Regions from separate parts of the Homo sapiens genome. Here region 2 is linked to region 1. The links are chromatin loops, found by intact Hi-C in ENCODE. Cell type or tissue: B cell. All regions are shown on one strand. Each heading gives the region's core, and the rest is flanking DNA. Links, peaks and the distances in the headings are about the cores only.

Region 1 (12,272 bases), core at 1,735-9,734:
CCTCCCAAAGAGAGATCACTCTCCATCTAACTTGTTTCCTTACCTCTAGACTCACCTTCCTAAAAATCCTTCATATATAAATTGGCTCATTTATTTATCCAAAAGTATTATGCAGCACCTACTATGTACCAAGTAATGAACTCTTCACTGAGGTGAATACAACATGGTTCCTGCTATCGAAGATCTATCGAACGTCTCAGTCCAGTGAAAGAGATTGGCATTTACATAAATAAATGTAATTCAACAAAATCAGTATATTACACCTAACATATGTGAGTGTGTGTAGTAGTAGTAGTAGTAATAGTAGTAGTAGTCCGTTCTCATACTGCTATAAAGAAATACCTGAGACTGGGTAATTTATAATAGAAAGAGACTTGACTCACAGTTCCACATGGCTAGGAAGTCCTCAGCAAACTTAGAATCATGGCAGAATGCAAAGAGGCAGCAAGGACCTTCTTCACATAGTGGCAGGAGACAGAAGAGCATGAGCAGGGGAAATACCAGATGCTTTAAAACCATCAGATCTCATAAGAACTCACTCACTATCACAAAAAGAGCATAGGAGAAACCACTCCCATGATCCAATCACCTCCCACCAGGTCTCTCCCTAGATAAGTGGGGATTATGAGGATTACAATTCAAGATGAGATTTGGGTGGGGACACAAAGCCTAACCATATCAGAAGGTTAAATGGTTTCAGGGTCTCAACACTGCCCTTTGTAGAAACTGGGAGCATAGTTAAGTGCACTGACTGAAAGGAAGAATACCTGGGTTCAAATCCCAGGGCCATCACTTACTAGGTGAGGGTTCTTGGGTGACTTCACCTCTGAATGTTTATTTTTTCATCTGTAAAATGGTGAATTTAAGAATTAATAAGTTAATACATAAAATGTATGTAAACTGTTTAGAGCAGAGCTTGGCATATAGAATCCACTATATAATTATTCTTGGCTCTGGGTAACCTACTGCTCTGAACTGTCATTTCTTGATCTGAAAAAGGACACAAATTGATAACCTCTATGGTCCCTCACAACTGTAAATGCCAATGTTTTGAATCTTAATATTATAAAATCAAGCCATATAGTATCTCAAGAAACATATTCTAGTATATTGAAGTTTTATTTAAATCTATTGTTATTTAACAAAGCCTAACCATGTGAGAACAGCCTATTTTCTCCAGCTGAGAAGGCAGTGTTTAATTACATTCTAGTGATTTAAAGTAAGTTGAACAAATCTGTAAAATAAAAAGTTGGAAAGAAAGGTTTTAAATATAAATGTATAATCTGAATATATTGTCTCCATGGATGTATATTTATTCATTGATTTGCATAAACAAATAAAACTAAATCAAGACCCACAGAAACAAAGCCATTTCAATACCAGGAAACTTCACTTATTTAAGCTGTATTTACCCTCATGAAGACTCCCACAAAGGGTGATATCATGCTGAATTTAACCATGCTAAGGAAGAGCATCAAGTTGCATTTTAACATTCAAAGCTTTGAAATACACATGCCATCACAGAAATACACATTTTGTAATTGACTAGGATTTAATCACTTGCACACTTTTATTAAAAGAACTATTTTTTAGTAGGCTTACTCTGAAAGAGTGTGAAATTATAGGTTCTAACTACACTAGACTAAATTCCTTGGTGGGCCTAAAACATTTTCTGTAAGAAAATTATCAAATACACTTTGGATTCCAACATGTTGGCTACAGTCAATTTTAATTATAAGCTTTTCAGATTTGCTTTTGAAAAAAATGGATCTCTTGGATAAATATGTAACTGACATCTACAACTTAAAATCAGACAAACACTCAAGTGGATACTATTTTAAATAATATATGATTAATAATAGTCATTTGTTTCTTGAACTGTTACTGGAACTGCTGAATGCAGTCTGTCCCCTTATTTCAGAGAAACAGGTATGCTGTCTCCTATCCAACTAACCCCCTCACAATTATACCTGATAACCTTCCCTCTGTCACCCACTTTTGCCTAAAAATATGCTTAGGTTACATAACTATATAATATCTGTGTCTATATATCTATTTCTGAATCTCTATTTCTGTATAATTTATCATGTGTCCAAAATGGAATGTTTTTTTCTCCCCACCTCACTCCTTTCTCTCCTTATTTCTAATCTGAGTTAATGGCATCTCTACTCCTAATCATCCTATGTATGAGCTGTTCTTCATTCCTTTCTCACTTTCATCTTGACTTAATCAGCCACTAAACTCGGACGGCATTTTCCTCCTTAGTAACCCTTGGATTTAATCCTTTCTCACCACTTCCACTGCCTTAGGTTAGAATCTCCATATTCATCTCTTGCATGGATTTTATTCTTACCTGATTATAGTAATTTTTTACCTGATCTCTGTGTTCAACACAGTACTTTTCTTTCATATTATTCTGCACAGTTCACAAAGATTATTGTTCTTGTCATAACTGTTGCATCATATTGTAATTTTTGGTTTACATGTTTTGTCTTCCCTTCTGGATTTGGAGTCATTCACTACATTTGTCATTCACTACATGCTCAAATGAATAAGCATGATGTTCACTATTTTCTTTAAAATAAAGATCTACTAAATTTGCTAAAATAAATTACACTTTCCTGGAGAATCAAACTGATGAAGAAAATTAGACCATTGAATCTAGCTATATTTTTCTTATTACTATTATATTTATTGTGACTCAGTTCTTTCCAAAACAGATGTTTTTTGTTCAATTTCTGTTTTTCTCTAGAGACAAGGTCTTGCTCTGTTGCCCAGGCTGGAGTGCAGTGGTATACTCATAGCTCACTGCAGTCTTGAACTCCTGGGTTCAAGTGATCCTCCATCTCAGCCTCCTAAAACTACAGGCATGTGCTATCACACCCGGCTAATCCAGTAAAGGTGTTCTTAACCTGGGATCCATAAAGACTTCTAAGAGATGTATGAACTTTCTAATATTTTATAGGAAACTTTTTGTATTATTTTTGTGGTGAACGACCATAGTTTTCACCATATTCTCAAAGAGGTCTGGGTTGCCTATGTGCTTAAAGCGCACTATGGTGGGTTTGTATCCCAGCTCCACTACTTACTGACTGTCGTACCTTTGGCAAGTTCTTTTACCACTCAGTGTCTTACACAACTTTCTCATCTTTCAATTGGGGGATAATAAGAGTAATGGCCTCATAAGGTTTTTGCGAATATTTAACATGTATGTAAAGTCTTTAGCATACGGGCTAAGTGGCTATGTGGCTCTTGCTAGAAAAATGCCTATAATATTTTTTAAAATACAGAATTTAAAATTACTGTTACTGAAAACATAGGATTTAAAGGTAAAAAGATAGGTCAAAGTTGGAAATTTAGGTTTAGAAGTTAACATAGAAGCAGTGATTAAAATCACTAGATTGGGAGTGGTCCCAGTGGGAGAAAGAATGAAGAGAAGGGCAAAGGGTTTTGGATTAATCCCACAGTAAAGTGAAAAAGGAGGGAAAAGAGCTCATGAAGATCTTAGTGGACTCTTAAAATTTAATGAAAGAATTTTATTATGAAAGATACGAGGCCTGTGTAGTTCCAACACTTTGGAAGACTGAGGCAGGAGGGTTGTTTGAGGCAAGGAGTTCAAGACAAGCTGGCCAACATAGCGAGACCCTGTCTCTAAAATAAGTAAAAATAAATTTTAAAAGGTACAATTAAGTCTTCCTTAAAACAAGGAAAATGAGGAATATGAAGGGACTATGAATTTTGTACTAGTTTTCTAGTAACAAATTACCACAAACTGGGTGGCTTAAAACAACAGAAAATTATTCTCTCACAATTCCAGGGGACAGAAGCCTGAAATCAAGGTGTCTGCAGGGTCATGCTCCTTCCAAAGGCTCTGGGGAAGAATCCTTCCTTGCCTCTTGTTTCCAGTGGCCTCAGGCAGTCCCTGGTATTCCATGGCTTAGAGCTGTGGCATCACTCCAGTCTCGTCTTCCTTCTTCACATAGCCATTTTCCCTCTGTGTGTCTCTATGTCCAAATTTCCCTCTTCTTTTTATGATACCAGTCATTGGATTTAGTGCCCACTCTAATCTAGCATGACCTCATCTTAATTGGATTACATCTACAAAGACCCTGTTTCCAAATAAGGTCACATTCATAGATTCCTGATGGACATGGATTTTGGGGGAACAGTTTTCAACCAAGTACAAAAAACTTCAGCTGCTTCAGAGTTCAGATAAAGTTATGAAGAATAGCTCAGAGATCTCTACACAGGATAATTAGGTGTAGAGTTGCCATTAATTGAGACTGGAAATAGGGAGAGAAGGGAGTTGAGGTGGGGATTTAAAAAACCATTTCATTTGGACATGCTGAATTTAAGATGGGATTGGGACATCAATATAGGGATGCATAGTAGTTGAAAATGTTGATTAGGAGTTCAGATAAAAGACTGGCCGGGCGTGGTGGCTCATACCTGTAATCCCAGCACTTTGGGAGGCTGAGGCGGGCGGATCACGAGGTCAGGAAATCGAGACCATCCTGGCTAACACGGTGAAACCCCATCTCTACTAAAAATACAAAAAATTAGACGGGTGTGGTGTTGGGCACCTGTAGTCCCAGCTACTCGGGAGGCTGAGGCAGGAGAATGGCGTGAACCCGGGAGGCAGAGCTTGCAGTGAGCCAAGATCGCACCACCGCACTCCAGCCTGGGCGAAAGAGTGAGGCTCCGTCTCAAAAAAAAAAAAAAAAAAAAAAAAAAGACTGAGGTAAATATTCTGAGGTAAAAGATATACTATGAACATAGTTGAAGAAGTGAAACGGAAGAATTATATAGACAGTGCATGATGAATAAAATGATAAAAGGATTTGTAATCAGAGTTCTCCAGGAGAACAGAACAAATGTAGTTGGTCCTCCGTATTGGTGGGTTCCACATCTGCTGATTCAAAAAACTATGGATTGAAAATATTTGAAATATTGTATCTGTAGTGAACATGTACAAGCTTTTTTTCTCTTGTCATTATTGCCTAAATAATATGGTATATTTACATAGTATTTACATTGTCTTGGTTATTATAAGTAATCTAGAGATGATTTATACAGGAGGATGTGCATAGGTTATATGCAAATACTATGCCATTTATATCAGGGACTTGAGCTTCCTTGGCTTTTGGTATCGTAGGGAGGACATAAAACCAATCCCTCATAAATACTAGGGCATAATTGTATCTGATCTGTATCTGTACATGTATACGTATATGAGAGTGTGTATTTTTTTAAAGAGATTTATTTAAAGGAATTGGCTTGTGTGGCTGTAGGGGCTGACAGTTTGAAACCTGTAGGGCAAGAAGTCTGAAATTTTTAAGGTGGGCTGATCAGCAGGCTGGAAACCCAGAAACTCAAGCAGGAGTTAATGCTGCAGTTTTGAGACAAAATTTCTTCTTCCCTAGGAATTCTCAGTTTTTGCTCTTAAACCCTTCCAACTGAGTGCATACAACCTACTGCATTATCTCTTTTAAAGTCAACTGATTGTAGACGTTAACCTTATCTACAAAATACTTTTCACAGCAGCATCTAGATTAGTGTTTGATTAAATAACCAAATACTACAGCCTAGACAAGTTGACACATAAGACTAACTTTCACAGGAGTAAAGAACAAATCTAACAATTAACAGGAAAACAAAGGTATAGAAATACAGATGCTCCTCAATTTATGATGGGATTCTGTCCCAATAAACCCATCATAAATTGAAATTGTCTTGAGTTGAAAATGTATTTAATACACCTAACCTACTGAACATCATAGCTTAGCCTACCCTACCTTAAATGTGCTCAGAACACTTAAATGAGCTGTCAGTTGAGCAAAATCATCTAACACAAAGTTTATTTTATGTGTTGAATAGCTCATGTAATTTACTGAATACTGTACTGAAAGTGAAAAGAAGGGATACTCAAAGCACACCTTTTCTAAACATGTATCACTCACCATCATAAAGTTAAAAATCATAAGCTGAACTGTTGTAAGTCAGGGACTGTCTGTACTGACAAGTAGTAGTCAGAGGGGCAGAGAACTTGAAGAAAGGGATCAGAGAAGCCAAAAGGCAGAGATCATCAAGATGATCAACCGTGTCAAGCCCTATTAAGAGGTCACATAAGTTAAGAGCCTAAATTTCTTCGTGGAATTTGACACTTAGTTAATTGTGACCTAGCATGATCTGCTTCAGTATAGTTTAGAGAAGGAAGCAGGATAGCAATGAGCTGATAAATGAAAGGGAGTTGAGGGAGTAAGGACATTATTGCAATACATTTGTAGAAACAATAATTGAAATGTTCTAAAAACCATTTTCCCTTCCTTCTACCACCAAATTATTTGGGTCTTCCCCCAGGGCTAAAACCACTCCCTGAGGGGATAACCCAGCAACAGGTGCAGTCACGGCTGTTCAGATGCCAAGCATTATGGAAATTAGTTTCATGTCACAGATGACAAATTAGACATTATTAGTAATACTTTAAGATATATTAGAGAATCCCTAGAAATTTTTTTTAATTTTTTTGTATAAAGACATGGAAATATATTCATTATCAAATAATATTACTTTAAAAAGTTAGCTGTCATCTATATTCTTTTCTGGTATCAGGAAAGATTGCAACTATCTGTGACATACCCAGTTTTGTTAAGTGGTCATACTTAAAGTCTGGCTGATTAAAAACAAACACACTTCATATAGAGTACACTTAGGACAAATGGGTGCATAGGATTATTTCATCATGATTAAATAGAACTTAAATTGGTTGTTTATCAAGGTAAATATTCATTTGTCTCTAATGCAGTCAAGAAGAACTATTACTTGGAATAAAAATGCCATCTAAAATACTTAACTTTCACAATTGGTAGAAAGTTTTTTGACACATAATCTTAATATCTATTCAGTAAGAATAATCTTATGTATGTTTCTTCTTAACTAAAAATATATACACAAATTATTTGGGCCTCCCTAAGGCCAAAACTATTATCTGAGAGGCTTCTTCTAGCATTCATGAGAAAGTCCATCGGCTCTATAAATTAAAATTTACAAAATATTTCTTTTGTTAAGAGTGACCTTTCTGAGCCTCTCCTGGCTATGAAAGGTCACTCTTAACCTCAGACTTACAGCTATTGTTATCAGTCCTCCACATTAAACAGCTGTTGTGTTTGGATGAAAGCACTGAGTCTAATTTCTACCAAAAAGAACTGATCATTTCTGAGCCTTTTTCTATTTGTAATCAGTCAAAAATTGCTGAGTGTACATTACATGCAAAATACCATGCTAAACATGGTGGAAAGAGGACCGCATGAGTGGTGGCAACCAAAATGCAATGATAAAATACAATCCTCCTTACAAAGATTATGATTAATCTGTTTGGTTCCTTTCACTTGAATGCAGCCAGGCCTAAAATGTAGTTGGCATTGAAGATAAAGATAAAAGTAAGACAATAATCAAGTCCTCTGACTTTCAAGGATTTACATCTAACTTTAATCTATTTATTGATCTGATTCAAGGAAATAGAAACTTAGCATATTAAAGTTGAAGGACCCATAGATAGGCAAAATAACACAGTGGTTAAAAGCTTTGGAACCAGATAGAGTCAGGGTCAAATCCCAGAATTAACACTCTGAATTTTAGTTTCCTCATTAATAAGATAGGCAATATCACACACACACACACACACACACACACACACACACACACACCCCAATTGTGAAAACTTAAAACATCTAGTGTGGTTCCTAGTATATGGAAGATAATCAATAAAATATAGTGGTTATTATTATTAGAACATATATAGTCCAAACCTCTCATCTACTAGATGGTAACATTTGAGTCTCCAAAAGCATGTCTAAGGCGAGTGGCAGACAAGTTAGGAATAAATTCAGAATGCTTTAACTGGGGCAGGCTTCACTCTGAGAACTAAGCATTTCCTCAAAGTGTGCTGGTGCGCATTTCATATATTCCACATTAGTCTAAACATTCAAAACATTTATTTAATTCTTAATACTTTACCTAAAATAACAATAAGCCACACTTTACTTCTTTCAAGATCTGCACAAATACCAATATTTGGTCTCAGAGTCAGCAACTATTTAATATCATAATTCTTTCCACTGCTTTTCATTAGAACATGGTTTTCTTTAAAAAGCTAGACTTCATAGAAAAATACACCTGTTTCAGTATACTTTCAACTGTCTTTAAGTCTACCTTCCCATTTGTCCTTTGTTTTTCTGCTTTTCTCTTCCACTACTCTTTATCATAATATAGAAACACAGTATATTCCTCCGCTATTGAGGAATGTATTGCACTGATTTACCTTCACTATTCCCCTTGGCTCATCTCTATTTTCAGTACTGATGGATCACATCGGTACAAGTGTAGCTGAACTACTGATATATGGGCCAGCTTTTGAATTTCAGGGCACCCAAAGGAAAATGATGAGGTGCAGAGATTACTTGGAGGCCTGGGTCTGGCAGTGGAAGAGATATCTGAAGGGGCAGTCAAGTAGTCCAGGCCCTTAGGCCTTACTGGAATGATCTATCCTTCAGACCCTACTGTATTTCAGCCTGTAAATCCTAAACTGCTTTTCTATCCCCTTCTCACTGATCTCTGAAATATGGGGTACTCTGGACAGAGCTTAAATTTTGAAATCGGTTGAACTAGGTTCAAAAACTGAGTGTCAGACACTTACTAGCTTTGTGTCTGTGATCAAGCTGCTTAACCTTTCTAAACCTCAATAGACTCAACAGTAAAAGGGAGCTTAAACCTATTTACCAGAGTTATTATTATGGTTAACTGAGATAATGAACATAAAACATCTAATTGATAGTACGCTCCTCTCATGATCCTAATTTTGACTTGACAGTTTGATGCTGATCTCCTGTATCCTTTATTTTTATTACTCAGTTATAGGCATTTAATTTATGATGAAGGTAAATTGAAGAGAACATGATTTATTGATTTTATTTTTAGACAAGCAGCTTTCCATTTGGAAATTATTTTTTACCCTATCACATAACATGCCATTTTAAAAAATAATGCAATATGTATAATGGTATCCAGAGGTACTAGTTAACTAAAGTGCTAAGCAAGATCTTTGCTCTAGATTAGTCCTAGGAATATTTTGATTGTAAGTTATGTGAATACCAAGTTTTTGTTTTATTTTGCTTAATAAATTTACACAGTGAAATGCACAGATTTATTTTATTATTTTATTTTAGATTCAGGGGGTACATGTGCTTGTTTGTTACATGGTATATTGCATACTAGTGAAGATTGGGCTTCTAACATGCCCATTACTCAAATGGTGAACACTGTACCCGATAGGTAATTTTTCAACACTTGTCCCCCTCCAACCTCCCCCTTTTGGAGTCCCCAGTGTCTATTACTTCCATCTTTATGTCCATGTGTATCCATTGTTTAGCTCCCACTTATAAGTAAGAACATGCAGTATTTGTTTTTCTGTTTCTGAGTTAGTTTACTTAGGATTATGGCATCCAGCTCTACATTGCTGCAAAGGACATAATTTCATTCTTTTTTGTGGCTGCAGAAATGCAATCTTAAGTGCAAAACTGGATAGGTTTTGACAAGTGGATACACACATATAACCAATAACCAATCAAGATTATCACTCTGGGGCTTGGCACAGTGGCCAGCCTGTAATCCCAACACTTTGGCAGGCTGAGGCAGGAGGATCACTTGAGCCCAGGAGTTTGTGACCAGCCTGGGCAATATAGTGAGATCTCATCTCTACAAAAAAATTTTCATAAAAAGATTAGCCAGGTGTGGTGGCTTGTACCTGTAGTCCCAGGTACCCAGGAGGCTGAGATGAGAGGATTGCTTGAACCTGGGTCGAGGCTGTAGTGAGCCAGGATTGTACCACTACACTCCAGCCTGGGTGACAGAGTGAGACCCTGTCTTGGGAAAAAAAAAGGGGGGTATCATCCTGGAAATTTCCCTAGAGCACCTTTCCAATCAAGCCTCACCCCTGTAGGCAACCACTTACTCCATCAGCATAGGTTAGTTTTGCCTTTCACATTATAAAATTTCACATAAACAGGATCAAACAGTATTTATTCCCTTGCATCTGGCTTCTTTTGATCAATATAATCTTTCTGATATTCAGTCATCTTTCAGATTGTATCAGTTGATCATTTTTAAATCGCTTATAGTATTCTGTCACATGATTGTATCGCACATATATTTTTAATCCATTCTCCTTCTGATTGGTATTTCCATTGCTTTCAGTTTGAGGCTATTACGAATAAAACTGCTACAAACGCTCTTGTGCAAGTCTTTTTGTGAGCACATGTATTCACTTCTCTGAATAAATACTAGGAGTCAAATGAGTTAGGCCACAGAGTATACGACAATTAACTGCTAAACAGGTTTCCAAAGTCCTTTCACCATTTTACACTATGCCAGTTATGTATGAGAATTAATTTTAGCCTTGTTATATTAATTTGCATTTTTCTAATAACTAATGATGCTGCACACCTTCTTCCTGTGATTACATACATGAATATATCTTCTCTGGTGAAGTGTCATTCAAGTCATTTTAAAAACCGGGTTGTCGTATTTTTAAGCAGTCGAATTTATTTATTTGGATGTAAGTCCTTTGTCAGATACACATATTTTGAATATTTTATCTCAATCTCTGGCTTGACTTTTTTCTTGCAATATATTTTGGTAAGCATCTTTTAATTTTAATGAAGCCCTATTTATCAATTTTTTTCTTTTAGGGTTAGTGCTTTTTGCCCTCTGTAATAAATTGTTTTTAAATTTGTTCTTTAGCTTAAAAAAGTAATAGTTAATGAATAAGAATGTATTTCTACTAAAATAAAAATTCAGTAAGATATTTTGTGAATAAATTTTAGATCAAACATGTATTATACCTTAAAGTTTGCACTATTTCATTGTTTTAAAGTTTTAAACACAAAGATTCAAAGTGGTCACAAAGAATAGCAGAATTAAAGTAATTTAATTTCTATTTCTTTGCCTTTACAATAACTGTGCTATTGTTTATTTTGAATCTATTACTTAAACAAAGGATTATGTAGAATTATCACATGGGTTAGAGAGTCGAACTAAATCTGAAGAAAACTCAAACTATTTCTAACCATTATAAATCCTAAACCAGAGTTTGGTGAACTTTTTCTGTAAAAGGCCAGATAGCAAATATTTTAGGCTTTGCAAGCATTATGGTCTCTGTACAACTACTCAGCTCAGTTGCTATGGTGTGAAAGCAGCCACAGACAACACATAACTGAATGAGCATGACTGTGTTCTAACAAAACTCCATTTATGGACACTGATATTTGAATTTCATAACAATTTTTACATCACTAAGTACTGTCGTTTTTATTTTTTTAAATCATTAAAAAATATAAAAGGCCGCGCTTGGTGGCTAACGCCTGTAATCCCAGCACTTTGGGAGGCCGAGGCGGGCAGATCACGAGGTCAGGAGATCAAGACCATCCTGGCTAACACGGTGAAACCGTCTCTAATAAAAATACAAAAAACTTAGCCGGGCGTGGTGGCAGGCGCCTGTCGTACCAGCTACTGGGGAGGCTGAGGCAGAAGAATGGCGTGAACCCGGGAGGCGGAGCTTGCAGTGAGTGGAGATCGCGCCACTGCACTCCAGATATATATACCATTCTTAGCTCATGGGTTGTACAAAAACAGGCAGTAGGCAGATCTGGCCCAGGGGTTATAGTTTGCTGTCCCATGGCCTAGAGAAAGTTGTTTCTGTCAGTGTTTCTTGTTGTCCCCTTTTGTGAGACAGGTTTATTTCTAGTTCACCCCAAACGTGCTGGTAAAGCCATTTGGGTACAGATCTCTTTACAACAGAGGTATCATTAGATTCTTCGGTAGGCTTTAGACTTTGTCACCTCCCTCAATGTGCAAATTGAGCTCAGGGTAAAGAAAGAGGATTTTGCACAAATCCCTGGAAAAGGCAGCTTGAGTCCTACCTTATCTCTCTGGGTTTCTGTATTCATTTTGCTTTTGACCTGTGAATTTCTTAAATTTCTTCTCAGCTCAGTTACATATTTCTTCCAGCATCTGTGGCCATTTTCAGTAGCAGAATTATACAGGGTATTTTGCCATCCTGCTAGAAACAGTGACCCTCCAATCACAAGTGATTTTTACTCACATTACTTAAATCACTGTGTTTGTCCACCCTCTTTTCTTACCTTACATAATTTTTCAAAGTTTTGGAGGTTAATGTCTTAGAGAGACTTTTCAATTCCTTCCCAGGAATTATACTT
Region 2 (12,272 bases), core at 2,367-10,366, 77 kb before region 1:
TTTTTAGTAGCCTTCCTAATAGATGTGAAATGCTATTTCATTGCTATATTTTAATTATTAATAAATCAAATTTCTGGCCTAAATTTCCAGATGTTCTTAAAAAAGATTTGGAAGTTACTACAGACAGTTTTATAGTAAATAAAGAATATTTTATAAGATTCTTAATGTGGTGCCATCTTATTTGAGGAAGTGAATAGTTAAACAACTATTAGCTAAATAGCTAAAGAGCCATGCAGGATACACAAATAAGGGAAATAGTCTTAAAGACATACTTTATTGAAATGCACACAACACACAATCCTAATTGGATTAGGTATTTAGAAAACGAAGACAATAGAATCTTTTCCATGTTTCTACATGGGCACTTGATAGCCAGGTACCAAGCTATGGGAAACAGGGGTTGGGGGGTAGCTCAGGGGAAAGGGAATTATACTGCACATCCAGGTGGCCATGTTCAGTTTGCAACTGAGTTTAGAAAACGGGAGAATGCTGAGGCTGAGGGAGACATTTTGGAGTCATTAGCCTATGGTGATGCCATTGGCCTGGAATTGTCAACTCTGTGCAGGCTGAGAAGGGACTCCAAAGGGCAAAATAGGATGCACAATAGTTGAGGGTAGACAGAGGAAAAGGGACAAGGAACAATTATAGAATTAAGAGAAGTGGTTCCCTGGAATCCAGGGAAAGAAAGATTTTAAAAACCAACTTGTCAAAACTGCAGACAGATTGGATAAATAAATAATGAAAACTGCCTACTGGATGTGGCACCTAAGCAGCCATGGGTAACATTCATAGAGCACTTTCAGTTGAGGGGTGGCAGGAGCCTGTAGGAGTGGGAAGAAAGTGGAGAAAGTGAACAGACCTCAGTCTTTCAAGAGGTTTAAGAATGAATAGAAGGAGAAATTCAGGATGGTGAGAAAAGCACTGTTTGTTTTGCAAACTGCAAAAGACTGGAGCTTGTTTATAGGCTAGAGGGAAGGAGCTGAAAGAGAGGAAGAAGCTAAAGACACAGGAAAGAAAAGAGGCAGCTGATAGCTGTAGGTCTTGGAGAAGGTGGGAGGGAATGAAAGCCGGAGCACAGGTGGCTGGATTAGCCTTAGCTAGGAAGTAGGAGTGTGAAACTCTCCTTCTGGAACAGGGAAAGCAGGCAAGGTCACAGCATGCAGAGATGTTTATAGAAGTATCTAGAAGTAGGGGAAGGGCAGGAAGTTAAGAGCACCCATGCTTGATATAACCTTTGTGAAATCGGAAATAAAGTCATCTATTAGGAAAAGGTTATGTTTCAGAAAATCAATATGGTTGAATAGTGCAGTATACATTGAATGAGCTAACTGTTAAAAGTAGAACACTAATATAATTGTCCAGGCATGAAGTTATATGAGACTTAATGGAGTGATTAGAAATGAGGTTGGAGAAAGAGAGGTGGACATCATGCTTTTTTCTCATATTCTTCTGAAAGTCAGAAGCAGTACTTCCGATAAACAAATCCCAATAGACAATATCCATGCAATGGGAATTGCCACATGACATCAGTATTTAAAGCTGTCTAAAATTAGGCCAGCCGCAGTGGCTCACGCCTGTAATCCCAGCACTTAGGGAGGCCCAAACAGGCAAATCACCTGAGGCCAGGAGTTCGAGACCAGCCTGGGCAACATGGTGAAACCCTGTCTCTACTAAAAACACAAAAAGTAGCCAGATGTGATGGTACATGCCTGTAATCGCAGCTACTTGGGAGGCTGAAGCATGAGAATCGCTTGAACCCAGTAGGCAGAGGCTGCAGTGAGCAGAGATAGAGCCACTGCACTCCAGCCTGGGCAACAGAGCAAGACTCTGTCTCAAAAAACAAACAAAAAAAAGCAAAAAATAAAAATAAAAAAAAAATAATGAACTAGAACGAAGCATATTTGGAGAAATAAGACTCTCTAAAGACCAAGTTGTGAAATTGCAAAGAGATTAATGTATACTTTTCCTACCTATTTCAGTCTCTGGATTATCTAAGTGCCTACACACACACACACACACACATACATACACACACACACACACGCCATTTTTATGTGTGTACAAATATACAGGGGATATACAAATTAATTTGGGTGGAAGTAGGGTAAAGGCAAAAGGAGCCTGACCAAAAACCCCATATAAACCAGAAATGCAGATCACAATTATGAATAATTCACTTCTTTATTATGGCAAAATATACATTACATACAATTTACCATTTTAACCATTTTATTTATTGTTTGTTTGTTTGTTTTTGTCCTGTTTGCAGTTTCATACATGATCATCAAACTGCTGCTAGGATGCACACACCTATTACTGCAAATTCACAACCTAGGAAAGACTTTTCCTGGGAATTTACTTTAGGTCAGGGTTGGGCTGCCTGGTACAAGGCTGCACCCACAACTGAGCAGGTTCAACAACACAGGAGCCTTTCCCAAGACCATCATTTTAACCACTTTTAAGTGTAAAATTCAGTAGGATTAAGTATGTCACATTTGTGTTCATGCATCACCACTATCCATCACTAGACAGTTCTCGTCTTCCCAAACTGAAACTCTACCCATTAAACAACTCCCCGTTACCGACACTCCCACCCCCTGGTAATTGCCATTCTATTTTTTGTTTCTATAAATGTGGTTATTCTAGGTACTTTATGTAAGTGAAATCATACAATATTTGTCCTTCTGTGTTTGATTTATTTCACTTAGCATACTGTCTTCACTATACCTGGTAAGGCTCTTTTGATTAGGGAAAATTTGCACAGAAAAAAATACTGAATTCTTTTCCAAAAATTTCCAAAAATACAGAACAATATATTTGTTCATTCATTCATTCATGCATTCAACAAGTATTTATTGAGCCCATATTGTGCCAGGCTCTTCTTCTAATAAGCCATTGGCAGGAGATAATAAAGGAATCATACTAATCTCCTTACTAGATCACAGTTATTCTTCAATCAACATAACTCAAATTATCTGTCTCAGATTACTAATGCCACCAGTGGCTCACTTCCTGGATCTTCTTACATTGGCATATCATCGGCTGAAGAGAACAGTGGCAGAGTATCAAAAGAATCAAGCCGGTTTCTATCATGATAACTCCTGTGCATGGAATTTTTGCTGCTGTCCCTTCTTTCCAGAAATACTGACACTCAGCTAGCACTAAAAATCACAGAGGGAGAACTGGCCTATATGTTATACCCTTGTTAATATCTGACTTAACCGCATGTTAATCTGCTTTATCCTGTACAGGTGCACTGGACATGAACCATGCTTCTTCCAGCCAAAATATCAAAAAATTCACAGAAAAATCTGAGTGTTCAGTTTTTCTTGAAAAGGTAGAAAATCTGGTATTCCTGGGCCCATGTTCTCATGTGTCGAGAAATGACTAGGGCCAAGGAATAGCTGTCTCCTGTAAACAAGGTTTTCACCACAGTTCTCATTACTTCATATATATATATATATGTGTGTGTGTGTGTGTGTGTGTGTGTGTGTGTGTATTTCATATATATAGTTCATATATATGCTTATATATATAAATACATATATACGCTTATATAAAAATACATATATACTTCATATATATACACATATGTGTATATATATGAATATATAATTTTAAACATCCAGTTCTATATATACATAACTGGATTTTCATTTGTCCATTCGCTCATGTTAAGTATCTACTATGATAAATCATTGTGTTAAGCATTATGGATTGTTAAACACTGTGACTGTACAATTAGCTCCAGGCACTTTGGGGGAAGAACAGAGCAGAAAACAGACATAGCTGACCTTGGTCAGAAAAACTACCCTGGCTGTAAGGTCATTCTTCCTTAACATAGTGGTAAGCAGTTCAGTCTGCAATATTAGGCAATATCTGGTTGAGCACTGATTTCTAAGGTGGGGTAGAAATACTAAGAGCAGAAAGATAGAATGTAATGATTCCTGCAAAATCCTCTCATATGGAATAGGCCTCCCAGATAAGGGCTATACAGTTTCAGTTTCTAGAGAGAGAAGGCTGGCAGGTAAAGATAGGAGAGCTCTGAAAAAATGAAGGAGTTGTTATTGGTGGTGGTGGTGGTGTTGAGGGGGGTATGGTAAGACACTCACTGGTGGGTCTGAAATCACTGCTGCAATTGCTTCCTTTGTCAGGATTAAGCCAAGGCACTGAGCAGGGCTGAGCCTGCAAACTGAAGTCCCTCAGTTCTACGCCTGAGCAAGGTAAGAAACTGGGTATAACTGATGCAGTAGACTTGTGTGTGAACTACTGTGTTATAGAGGAGAGAGTAGCCCCTGACCTGGGGGAGTCAAGAGGTTTTTCAGAAGTGGCATTTTACCCAGATCTTCAAAGAAAGTCCAAGTTTCACATATGGAAGTGGGGATAGACGAGCAACCATCTAACAAATGTATATTAAGTGTCAACTAAAAACAATATGCTAGGCATATAAAGATGAATAAATTAGAGATCTTACTTTCAAGCAGCATAAAGTCTAGTGGGGAGAAACATATTAAGCTCATTAGAATGAGTAGAAATTAATGAAATTAATGTTGAATGAAGTGGCAACATGAAAACAAGAGCAATGAATTCTTCTGGGAGGAGTAAGAGGAGGTTTTATAGAGAAGCGGAGTTTAAGGTGGGTGCTGACCGATATGGAGGAGTTCACCAGGCAGATTGTAAGAGCATTCCAAGCTGATGATAGCATATGACAGGGCATTGACCCTTGAAAATGATTTCAGAGAACTGGCAACGATTCATCACTGCTGAAGCTTAAGGTAAGAAATAGGACGCTACGGAGATAACGCTGCAGAAGGATAAGGGCTGAAGAACCTCTGTAAGTTGAAAAGAATGCCAAGTAGCCTGCAGTGACTGGAATGCAAGATGCATGGGGAAAAAAATGGTTATTGCTGAGGTTATGCAGATAGTATAGAACCGCTTAAAACCAACGTGTACTGTGGATCTGTTTTTAACTTTTTAACAGGTATAGTCCCCTCAAGAATAGATAATTCCTATGGATCCACTCCCCAGAAACCTATGGAGTATCTCAAATATCTTAACGCCCATACATTGCTCTCCTGGGAGTTCTCAGGTCTCAGCTAAGAACCGTTGCTTTACAGCAGTGCTTTTGGAGCTTTTATGTAGTGACCTAAATAAAAATAGTAATATTTGTATAATATGCTGGGTTACCGACAGAAGCTGCTTCAGGTCGGAGGCAATTAACTGGGGTTCTAGCTGCTTTCTCCCACCCAGGTGCCTCAGAGGCTAAAGTGATTAAATATCATGTCACTCTTGTAACCTATTTTGTTTTCACTCTTCTGAAGGTTCTTAAGAAGAAGAGTGAAACTATCAGTGCCACTTTTAAAAGGACGATTCCATCATCAATGTAAAGAGTAGACAGGAGGCAATCAGATGAGTTAGAAGCTTTCCTAGAAGTGACTTCAAAGGCTTGTCATGTGTCATTAGTGGTGAGGATAAAAAAGAGGGTATTCTAGAGCTTTTTAAGGCTAGAATCAAAAGATCTGATGACAGTGGTAGCTTCCAAATTTCTATATACTAGGAATTTAAGGGCTTCAGTTGGGTTAGAAAAAGGACTTTGGTTTATAGCAGCAAAATTCACAATTGCAAATACATGAAATCAGTCTAAAAGCCCATCAAATGAGTGGATAAAGAAAATGTGACACACACACACAAACACACACACACACACACACACACACACACACACACACCATGGAATGCTACTCAGCCATAAAAAGGAATGAAATAATGGCATTTGCAGCAACCTGGATGGAATTGGAGATCATCATTCTAAGTGAAGTAACTCACGATTGGAAAACCAAACACCAAACATCATATGTTCTCAATTATAAGTGGGAGCTAAGCTATGAGGATACAAAGATGTAAGAATGATATAATGGACTTTGGGGACTGAGGGGGAAGGGTGGGAGGGGATGAGGGATAAAAGAATACACATTGGGTACAGTGTACACTGCTCAAGTGATAGGTGTACTAAAATCTCAGAAATCACCACTAAAGAACTTTTCCATGCAACCAAACACCACCCGTTCCCCAAAAACTATGGAAATAAAAAAAGTTTTTTTAAAGAAAAGAAAAAGGACTTTGGGAATTTGGAGGACCATCAAATATGTTAATGTAGATTGTCCACTGCACAAGTGAAGTTTTATTGGTGTATGCAAAATAACTGTCAAAGTAATTTACCTGAAGAGGTGCTGTTTTAAAAACTCAAATGTAAGCATGAATCAGTGAAGACTTCTTTCAGCTTAGATGCTGCAGGAGGTTTTAGCCCAATAAAAGGTGACTTGATAAGCAATATTACTGTTTAAAGTGTTGCCACAAACTTAATGAAAAGTCTAATAAATAGATTTTCATCTCAGATATCTGATGTCTTGTATATTTTTATAAGCACTGGCTAATGAACATAGGGCTTTTTCTCCCCTCATCATCACATTTTAGTTTTATCTGATGAAAAAGGTGTGGTTCATGATCCACAATAACCACTAAGCTGCCTGAGAAGGAGCAGCACAGTGTGTGAAATTCTTTTAAGTATGCAGTAATGAGTATAAATCAAGTAGACTATGTCCAGTGCTCTTGTACCTGATCCTGTGAACATCAGTGATCTAATTAAAAATGTGTTCACCAAGTCCTTCTTCTGCATTATTTTTGTCAGCATGGAGGTGGCATAGACATAATTTTATTTTTTCTAAATAAAACTGTTGAGGGGATTTCCTTCCTGCTTCTTTCCCTCTTTAAACTCTCTGAAACAGACTTTTAAAGGTTTCTTTTTTTCATAAATGATTACATTAATACTCTGAATTTTAAACTGATTTTTTTCTCTCTCTCCTGGAATCAAACCATGATCAGATTTTCTTGAACTCTGGCAGTTGAGAATTCAGGTAATCCTCAAAGAAGCAGACTGCAGCTTAGGAAGGGGCGGCTGACCACACTGGTCTATGACCTGGGTGCTTTGCTGTTATCTGTTACAGACAGCTGCTCTGTTTCATACAAAGTTCATTTGAAGACTATGAAAAACATTGAAGTCAGATGCATGAGAAGGCAAAGCTGAGCGTGTCAACAAAGAGAATGAGCTTGATCTAGTGCATAGCTCACAGGGAGTTAAAAAACAAGGCAGGGAAATAGAGTGGTTTCAGAGAGATTCCCACCCCACTTTACAGCAGGAAGGAAGCCCAACCCTCAGAGACTCAGGGAGGAAAGCAACGCTAGATGGATTCTCCTGCATAAAGTGCCCCCACACAGAGTCATGTGAATTTGCATAGATGCACAATGCATGCAGCACTTCCTCCTCTTCTAAAACCTGTTGTGAAGATGTGTTTCTACACCAGGCTTACTGTGGCTATTCTTTATGTGATTCAAGAATCAGAGAAGGTTCCCCAAACAAAAAATAGTGTGACTTTGTGCTTCCCCAGCCAGATAGATATGCAAACAGTTGTAATCGCAGTCTCCAGAAGCCCAAGTCTTGTCAAAAAGGGGTTCTGAAAAATCTATAATCTTTAATATTAACATAATTGTTAACCCACCCCAGGATTTTTCAAATTTTTCAATATTATGCCATGGTAGAAAACAACTTTGTATTAAATGTATCAAAACTTCTAGTACTAAAATAATCTCATCCATGTCTCAGGATGCGATTCATTTCCATCAGAAACCCTTGAGATTGCTAATAAATATAAATTTCCCATACGGATTCCTTTAGAAGCAGTGGGATATTAGACCTACATTCATAAACAGTGAGGATGTAACTAAACATGATACAAACTGGACTGGGCACAGTGGCTCACACCTGTAATCCCAGCACTTTGTGAGGCTGAGGCATGCGGATCACGAGGTCAGGAGTTCGAGACAAGCCTGGCCAGCATAGTGAAACCTCATCTCTACTAAAAATACAAAAATTAGCCAGGTGTGGTGGCACGCGCCTGTAGTCCCAGCTACTCTGGAGGCTGAGGCAGGAGAATCGCTTGAACCTGGGAGGCGGTGGTTGCAGTGAGCTAAGACCATGCCATTGCACTCCAGCCTGGGTGAAAGAGGAAAAAAAAACAGATGACACAAATTGTCAGTGTATCATAACCAAATCATAATTTCATTGCAATGGAAACTCAAGCTTGATTTCCATCCCCGCCCCCCCCCATTTTCTGGCCCTGTTTACAGCATGGCCCAAAAGCAGATCAGACATTATAAACAGTAATACAAATAATGATTTGATTTTTTTGAAGGAGAGGTAAGATTTAATTTCCTTCAGTTGTGCATCTTTAAATTCTTCATATTAGAGCTTTATTTATTAAAATATTGAAAACAATATTAGAAATGTAATTTTTATTATGAAAATAAAGACCTAGAAGTATAGGATGCGATCTATACAATTCCAGTGGTACCTTTTCCCTGAGTAAAAATGTACATTTCACTCCAAAAATGAGTATTCTACTTTTGTTTTGATATAACAAATATGATAATAAATTAAACTTGATTAAAATTATGATACGTTAGGTAACTCCACAGTATATTACTGTGAAGAGGGTTAAGAAAAAGATGACCCAGAGGGAATCTGAAATCTTTTTGTTGTTGTTGTTGAGACAGAGTCTCGCTCTGTTACCTGGGCTGGAGTGCAGTGGTACAATCTCAGCTCACTGCAACCTCTGCCTCCTGGGTTCAAGCGATTCTCTTGCCTCAGCCTCCCGAGTAGCTGGGACTACAGGTGTGTGCCACTACACCCAGCTAAATTTTTGTATTTTTAGTAGAGACGGGGTTTCACCATGTTGGTTGGCCAGGATGGTCTCGATCTCCTGACCTCGTGATCTGCCCGCCTCGGCCTCCCAAAGTACTGGGATTACAGACGTGAGCCACCGCGCTGGGCCGGGAATCTGAAATCTTAATGTAGACTGGGATAATTCTAATATTTATAATTTACAAATAAGCTCAAAACTTCCATTTCAACCAACTTTGTCGATCTTCTTTCTCAATGTGGCCAAATCTATAGTTAAATATAAATACAAGTATATGTTAAACTTCAATAGAAACTTTAAAAACTAGGCTAATATGCATATTTTACCAGTATATTTGGGAAATAAGTTGTTTTGATTGAATGAATTGTCTAGTTTAGCAAGGATAAGAACACTCTTCTTTTGTTGTTTTGACCTACATAGTGAAAAACCTAGCTAAAATATATTCATTTACTATCTTCCCTTCATAGGAAGAATATGACAACCATAAATAAGAAAATTATCCTGGATCTTAAATTGCTGAGGCTTTTGCTTTTCTCATTCCTTAATTTATTCATTTATTCACATATTTACTGAGCACCTACTATGTGCCAGGCACTATTCTGATACAAGCTCTATTTAATATTATTATACATGCCATAGAAGACAATATAAACCATGGAGCTCAATGTGTAAAAATTCAAAGTTATACCTTGGAAACATCTCTTAAAAATCCTTTGTGGGCTGGGTATGGTGGGTCATGCCTGTAATCCCAGCATTTTTGCGAGGCTGAGTCAGGAAGATGGCTTGAGGCCAGGAGTTTGAGACCAGCCTGGGCAACATGGTGAGACCCCATCTCTACAAAAAATTTAAAAAGTAGCCAGGTGTGGTGGTACATGCCTGTAGTTCCAGCTACTCAGGAGACTGAGACAGGAGGTTTGCTTGAGCCTGGGAAGTCAAGGCTGCAGTGAGCTGTGTTTGTACCATTGTGCTCCAGCCTGGGCAACAGAGTGAGACCTTGTCTCAAAAAAAAAAAAATCCCATCAGCTTGTGTTTGGTGGTAATATGGCTATTTTGCCTTAAACTTTGCAATGTCTTTCCTCCGAATGCTCTTAAAACAAACTCTGTTTAATTGAAGATTCTGGTTAATTACAGTTTTGCTGCAGTGCAAGATAATTTTGTAAAGCAATTGCTACAACATTATTGGAATCAGAGATTATTTACTTCTGCATGACTGACAGAAATCCACTATGCAATCAGCAGTCTTTCTTCACCGTCTGCATGAAAAGGCCATCTTTGAATAGAAAAGACAGGCAGTGTGACATAGAAAGGGTACAGCTTCAGAAGTCAGACAAACCTGGCCATTTAACTGTGGGGTAAGTTCTTAAAGCTCTTTTAGCCTTAGTGCCCTTACCTGAAAAATGGAATAATGTCCAACCTTAAAGTTATTCTGATGATTTGAAAAGATAAATGTTGTTCATTCACTCTGCAAATATTCACCAACTGCTTTATCCTGAGGGTAATAGGCAATCACTGTAGGTCTTAAACAGGAGTAGTAACGTAATTGAACTTTGGAAATATCACCCTGGCTGCAGTATGGCGAATGAATGAGGGTGAGGTAAGATTGAAGGGAAACCAGTTAGGACCTGTTATTGTTAGGACCTGTTACAGTTAGGACCTGTTATTGCTCAGAGACAAGTGTAGCTTTCACGTAAAAGTAGAGGCAGTGAGGATGAAGAGAAGTAAATGGATTTGAGAAATTTTAAAAGTCACGTCAAGAGGAGAGGGTAAAAGGTTGGATGCGGATGGTAAGATGGAAGGTATAATGAATATCTCGGTTTCTTGCTTGGTTGTTTGTGGATGGTGGTGCCATAACTAGGAGAGGGAAAATAGGAAAAGGTCTTGTGGCAAAGATGACAAATTCTGTTCTACACAGGTTGTTTTTGAGGTGCTTGTGGGACCCCCCCACCCAAGAAGTACTATGCAACATGCAACCCATGACTAGAAATACAGGTCTGGAGATAACTCAGGGGAACATGACAGAGTAGAAGCTAAGCATTGGGGGCTATTACTGTGCAGACTTCCCAGTTGGTTAAGAACACCTCTGCTCCTTCCACTGGTCTGGGAACATCCCCAGCTCAGTGAACATGAGCAAGTTATTATAGTGTAGTATAAGCAATTCATTATTTGGAATTGTTTTGCAACTATTAGCACTACCTGAAAAACCTGTCTGCGTTCTGGCTCAGCCCCTTAGTTTTCTCAATGCTACTGAAAAAAGAGTCTCTCTATTGTCTCGTTTCTAGTAGTCTGTTTATTAGTTCTCCACTACAGTTTCTTAGAAGTTCAAATTTTTTGCAAATCACAACCACAATGAGATACCATCTCACACCAGTTAGAATGGTGATCATTAAAAAGTCAGGAAACAACAGGTGCTGGAGAGGATGTGGAGAAATAGGAACACTTTTACACTGTTGGTGGGACTGTAAACTAGTTCAACCATTGTGGAAGTCAGTGTGGCGATTCCTCAGGGATCTAGAACTAGAAGTACCATTTGACCCAGCAATCCCATTACTGGGTATATATCCAAAGGATTATAAAACATGCTACTATAAAGACACATGCACACGTATGTTTATTGTGGCACTATTCACAATAGTAAAGACTTGGAACCAACCCAAATGTCCATCAATGATAGACTGGATTAAGAAAATGTGGCACATATACACCATGGAATACTATGCAGCCGTAAAAAAGGATGAGTTCATGCCCTTTGTTGGGACATGGATGAAGCTGGAAACCATCATTCTGAGCAAACTATTGCAAGGACAAAAAACCAAATACCAAACTCCGCATGTTCTCACTCATAGGTGGGAATTGAACAAAGAGAACACATGGACACAAGAAGGGAAACATCACACACCGGGGCCTGTTGTGGGGTGGGGGGAGGGGGGAGGGATAGCATTAGGAGATATACTTAAAGTAAATGACGAGTTAATGGGTGCAGCACACCAGCATGGCACATGTATACATATGTAACAAACCTGCACGTTGTGCACATGTACCCTAAAACTTAAAGTATAATAAAAAAAAGTTCAAAATTTTTAATCTGTTTTCAGGATAGGATTAAAGTGTATGTTCTTCCTCATTTAGGTTTTTCCATACAGCTGTTGAGAGTAACATGTTGGAGTCAAAGTAATGAAGTATAGCTATACTTCATAACTGGGGTTGGGGGGGCGCATTTGAGTTAGAGAAGATACAATTAGCCCCAAGACGGAACACATCTAATGCATTCAGGACCTATGTGGAGTGATGCTCCAGTGAGGAGATGCTGAGATGACGCTGGGGAGGCAAGAGGGAAATGTGCAAAAACTCAGAGGTAAGAACATCACTTATTCAAGGAATTGAAGTTTCAGTAAATAAGAGGGTAAACGAGTGAGTCTGGTGTGTGGTATTTGTTGAGGGAGGTTGAGATCTTGGAGGGCCTTATAAGCCACATAAGGAAGAATGGACTTCATGACAGCAGCTGCAAATTATTGAAGA

Evidence for each region. Peaks named below come from ENCODE experiments on the same cell type or tissue, not always from the same donor. Only the 100,000 strongest peaks of a DNase experiment are listed, where the experiment ranks them.
Region 2: a loop joins it to region 1, with 7 times the contacts of the local background. A loop is called at or near these places in 4 of 110 quality-filtered maps.

Annotation. Positions count from the first base shown.
Region 1 is chr1:101,046,005-101,058,276 of GRCh38, reverse strand. The region is part of intron 1 of DPH5-DT (DPH5 divergent transcript); the gene reads right to left. Among named protein-coding and RNA genes, the nearest start is that of DPH5-DT, 26 kb to the right of the region's middle. RefSeq lists an enhancer at 4,144-4,644. In B cell, for the core only: no CTCF peak of the experiment used is centred there; DNase peaks (open chromatin) are centred at 5,253 and 6,366; H3K4me3 peaks cover 2,111 bases; H3K27ac peaks cover 6,839 bases.
Region 2 is chr1:101,123,325-101,135,596 of GRCh38, reverse strand. It overlaps LOC124900440. Among named protein-coding and RNA genes, the nearest start is that of DPH5-DT, 100 kb to the right of the region's middle. RefSeq lists enhancers at 7,454-7,503, 7,922-8,021. In B cell, for the core only: no CTCF peak of the experiment used is centred there; a DNase peak (open chromatin) is centred at 7,246; H3K4me3 peaks cover 1,015 bases; H3K27ac peaks cover 2,563 bases.